Regions from separate parts of the Homo sapiens genome. Here region 2 is linked to region 1. Evidence: read pairs that join two places in POLR2A ChIA-PET (ENCODE). Cell type or tissue: CD4-positive, alpha-beta T cell. All regions are shown on one strand.

Region 1 (2,500 bases):
GTGATACACAAACAGTTACATTCTTTTGAGGTTCTGATTAGCCTTCCCAAAGGAGGCAATTAGATATGCATCTATCTCAGTGAGCAAAGGGGTGACTTTGAATAGAATGAGAGGCAGGTTTGCCCTAAGTAGTTTCCAGCTTGAGTTCTCCATAGTGATTTTGGAGGCCTAAGATATTTTGCTTTCACAGAATCCTCCCCTCCCCTCCTACCCTACCCTACACTTCCCTTCCCTTCCCTTCTCTCTTTTTTGTCTCGCTCTGTTGCCCAGGCTGGGAGTGCAGTGGCGCCATCTCGGCTTACTACTACCTCTGCCTCCCGGGTTCAAGCAATTCTCGTGCCTCAGCCTCCCAAGTACCTGGGATTACAGGTGCCAGCCACCACGCCTGTCTAATTTTTGTATTTTTAGTAGAGACTGGGTTTTGCCATGTTGGCCAGGCTGGTCTTGGACTACTGACCTCAAGTGATCCGCCCGCCTCGCCTCCCAACGTGCTGGAATTAGAGGCGTGAGCCACCACATCCAGCCCAGAATGCATTTCTTGTGTCACAATGCAAAATGTATTTCTTACCGTGGGTCATGGTTGAAGAAAGCTTAAAAACACAGACTTAGAAGATTAGGGTAGTGGCTATGGAGTGAGAGAGAAAGGGTCAAGATATCAGAGAAATTTCTGAGGTAAAATAGTGAGGACTTATTGACAATTGGATGTGGGGGTAAAGGAGAAGGAAATTAAGGATGACTCACTGGTTTCTAATTTGGGCTGCCAGGGCACATGGGGATATGGCTCAGTTCATTTCCACCAGTATCTCTTGATAGAAAGTATGGAAGCATAGACAAATGAGGAGGGCATTTTTGGAGCTCTTGAGGCACTCCACATAAGTGAAAAAGACTTGTAAACAGGGTATCTTAATAAAACATGGTAACTGCAGTCATAGAAGTATGCATGAGCCCAGAGGCAGCCCAGCGTGGGTGTTCAGAGAAGCTTTCCAGAGAAGACATTCTTTCTGAGATGCGTTTTGAAGGAGAGTTAAAGTCAGCCAGAAGTAGATAGGTAAGAAGGAAACTGACAAGACCAGCGAGAAGGAAGAGCAGGATGTTTATATGAGTCGCTGTGTGTATGCACATAATGTGAGTGGGTGTGTGAGCCAGTGTTGTAAGCAATGTGCTGTTACTAGAACCTTGAGAAGCAAGAGAGGAAGCTGGCTAGGGTAGAGATGGGTTGTAAAAAGCCTTGTCCTTCATGCTAAGGAGCTTAGCTCTTGTGTAAGATATAAAGAGTTACGGGGGTGAGGGGGTGCAGGGAAGGGGAGGGTTATTTGGGGGGGGTTTTGTGGGGTTTGCTTTTTTTGGTTTTTTTTTTTGAGACAGAGTCTTGTTCTGTCGCCCAGGCTGGAGTGCAGTGGTGTGATCTCAGCTCACTGCAACCTCTTTCTCCTAAGCTCAAGCAATCCTCCCATCTCAGCCTCCCAGCTAGCTGGGACTACATGTGCACACCACCCCGCCTGGCTAATTTTTGTATTTTTTGTAGAGACAGGTTTTTGCCATGTTGCTCAGGCTGGTCTCCAACTCCTGGGCTCAAGCAGTTTGCCCGCCTAGTCCTCCCACAGTACTGAGATTACAGGCGTGAGCAACCACACCAAGCCTGGAGGGGTTTTCAATGAGGTTAATAGTGACAAGGGCAAAATAAGGTGACTATTTTTCTTTTTTTCATGTTATAGTCCTCTTTTAAAAAATTATTATTTTAGATTCAGATGGTACATGTGCAGGTTTGTTACATGGGTATATTGTGTGATGCTGAAGTTTGGGCTTCTAATTATCCCATCACCCAAGTAGTGAACATAGTATCCGATAGGTAGTTTTTCAATCCTTGCCCCTTTCCCTCCCTTCCCTCTTTGGAATCTCCAATGTTTATTGCTCCCATCTTTGTGTCCATGTGTACCCAATGTTTAGCTCCCACTTATAAGTGAGAACATGCAGTGTTTGGTTTTCTGTTCCTGTGTCAATTCATTTAGGATAATGGTGACCAGCTGCATCCGTGTTGCTGCAAAGGACATGATTTCCTTTTTTTTTTTTTTTTTTTTTTTTTGTGGTTGCATGGAGTAAGTCTTTAAGGGGAATTAGACTGAAGGTCAAAAGATTGGAAATGGAGAAGTTAGTCTAGGTATGAGTTGCTGGACTGTACTAGGGCAGCAAAAAAAGGTGAAGAGAAATATAGAGAGCTACAGATTGACAAGGCTTGGTTACTAACTGAATATGGAGAACTCTTATCAGTCAGTGTCTGCTCAGGAAAACAGAACCCATGCCAGCAAGTTTAATAGTAAAAAGTTAATTATGGAGAACTTGTTTGAAAAGACATTAGAAAAACTGAAAAGGCGGATAGAAAACAGGAAACTTATAAGGAATAAGGCAGAGCAGGGCTACTACCCCAAAGCTGGAGGGACCAAAGGGACAGGTGGTATTACCGGAGTCCAGGAGCTATGGCTGCCTGGAGGCAGCTGGACCA
Region 2 (2,500 bases), 96 kb after region 1:
TTTAGCATTATGAAGTTGACCAAAAGGAAGGAACATGTATGTGACATGGGATGGAAAGGAGCTGAGAAATCAGAAACTGGGCTTCATAAGGAATCACAGCTTTGCCCCTTTACATGGGCAAGAACAATCTTGCTAAGTCTTCAGGTCATCCTGAAAAAGAAAAACAATATTTTGAGGACCTCTTATCTGTGACCTTAGACTCCAGCTATGCTGTCCAGTACGGTAGCCACTAGCCATTTGCGGCTACTGAGCCCTTGAAATGTTACTAGTTAGAATTGAGATGTACCAAGTTTAAAACACACACTGAATTTCGAAGACTTAGTACCAACAAAAAATAAAATGTATCTCAATAATGTTTTATATTGGTTACATTTGAGATGATAATATTTTAATATATCAGAAATAAGCAAAATTGAATTAATTGTACTTATTTCTTTTAACCTTTTAAAATTTGGCCACTAGACTTCAAATTACATATGCAGCTTGCCTTTGTGGACTGCATAATATTTCTATTGGAAACTGATTTGTCTAGGAGACAAAAGATTGTCCTATGGCTTCCCTGTCATGAAAATGGTTTTCTAAAAGGCTCATGGGATGTATAAGAAAGTTATCTCTCTAAGGGTTTCCTAAAAGAGGGGTGTGGCAAGTCTAGCTCAAATAAATGACCCCAGGTTCTGAGGTCCCTTTCCCATCTTCTGTGAAATGTGGATGATGTTGACTATCCCCTGGGCAACTTGTATGGACTGACTCCAGCACTTGGATTGTACTGAACCTCTCTCTAGGTCTCACTTCTGAGGCATACAGCCCTTGTTCTTACTAGATGGATGAGGTGATTTACTGCTTTACCTTTTGAAAGCACTCTGGTTTATTCACATCCATAGTAGGAAATATTTCTGGGTTTGACTCAGGAATAACAGTTGGGCAGCATAACCTACTTGAAAAACCTCATGATTTCTAAAAGATTACTGAAATCGAGTTTTCAAGCACATTTGCAAGGTATGTAGTAACTTTGTCTCAGCCAGAAGTATTGAATTGATTAAAGCAATTAGATGCTTTCTTATTATTCTCTTATCTGTCTTTGGCTTCAGGTTTCTTTTTTCTTTTTTTGGACAGAGTCTCGCTCTGGCACCCAGGCTGGAGCGCAGTAACGCAATCCCAACTCACTGTAACCTCCGCCTCCTGGGTTCAAGCAATTCTCATGCCTCGGCCACCCTAATAGCTAGACTTACAGGCACATGCCACCACGCCCAGCTAATTTTTGTATTTTTTAGTAGAGATGGGGTTTTGCCATTTTGGCCAGGCTAGTCTCAAACTCCTGACCTCAAGTGATCCCCCTGCCTTGGCTTTCCAAAGTATTGGGGTTACAGGCGTAAGCCACTGCGCCCAGCCAGCTTCAGGTTCTTTTTAGCAACGATTGATCTACATTTTCCAGTTGACAGTTCAGTGTTCTCTATGTAGAAGAAAGAAGGAGGATTTGAGGAGTTCTGTTTTTTTTAGACCATTAATATTTCACCATATAGTGTCAGCAGTGAGTATATCTCTTCCTTGTTTGTCTGTTCTGAATACACTGTAGGATTATATGTGTACACACACACATATATGTAAACATACATGCATGTACACCCATATGTAAACATATGTGTATACAGCACATAAATATGTATGTATTTGTAAAAACATATTTAAGTATATAGATATATGTTAGTGGGTATACATGTGATATCTTCTTACATCAAATATTATAAATATGTAGATAGAGAACCAATTTTGATGTCCTTAGCATTTTCTTCAAATCTCATCTTCTTCCAGATTTCAAATGTTCTGTTTGTTGCTTTTACCATTATAATTATCTTTTGTTAACGTCAAATTAGTCAGCACCTGCACTGTTCATTTGAAACATTTGCAAATCACACTGATATCAAATTAAACTAATGTATAATCTATAGCTTTTAAAACAAACCTTTGAAATAGAATTTAAAAGGCTTTTTTGTTTAAAAAAGATTGTACCTGATAAAGAAAAAACAGTATATTCATGGTAAAATTTAGTAACAGGAAATTGTGGCAGGGAGGAGAGGTATTTGTTGCCTGCTCACAGCAGAGTAGTGAAAAAATAAAGGTGCCAAAGTGCTCAGTTTTTATGTAACTGATGATATTTAATTTTCATAGACCACTATTATTAATTGTCTCCCAATCCTTCCCTTCTTCTGGGAATAGCACTACTTACTTTAGGAAACTTCTCTGCCTTGAAGTCTAATTAGATGATTCTGGGGGAACAGACAGCATAGTACCCAAACCAATGACCACTGGAGAGATCACATGAGCAGGTTGGGCCAATGAGAGTTTTTCTCCAGGACTTTTCTAACTGGAATTCATGGAAAAGAGTCAGTTCTTCTCTGAAGGCAAAAGTGAAAAGGATAGACCCCACCATAAGATGGCCACGTGGAAGCAGGCAGTTTGAGAGCATACCACTGACATGCAAAGAGTAGTATATGCATGGAAT

What was found. ChIA-PET counts read pairs that join two places held together with the same protein. Peaks named below come from ENCODE experiments on the same cell type or tissue, not always from the same donor. Only the 100,000 strongest peaks of a DNase experiment are listed, where the experiment ranks them.
Region 2: POLR2A ChIA-PET joins it to region 1 with 8 read pairs; 18 of 35 experiments call an interaction of 5 or more read pairs at or near these places.

Annotation. Positions count from the first base shown.
Region 1 is chr12:25,376,244-25,378,743 of GRCh38, reverse strand. No RefSeq gene overlaps it. Among named protein-coding and RNA genes, the nearest start is that of KRAS, 130 kb to the right of the region's middle. In CD4-positive, alpha-beta T cell, no CTCF peak of the experiment used is centred here; a DNase peak (open chromatin) is centred at 1,123; H3K27ac peaks cover 1,693 bases.
Region 2 is chr12:25,279,867-25,282,366 of GRCh38, reverse strand. No RefSeq gene overlaps it. Among named protein-coding and RNA genes, the nearest start is that of KRAS, 30 kb to the right of the region's middle. In CD4-positive, alpha-beta T cell, no CTCF peak of the experiment used is centred here; no DNase peak of the experiment used is centred here; H3K27ac peaks cover 491 bases.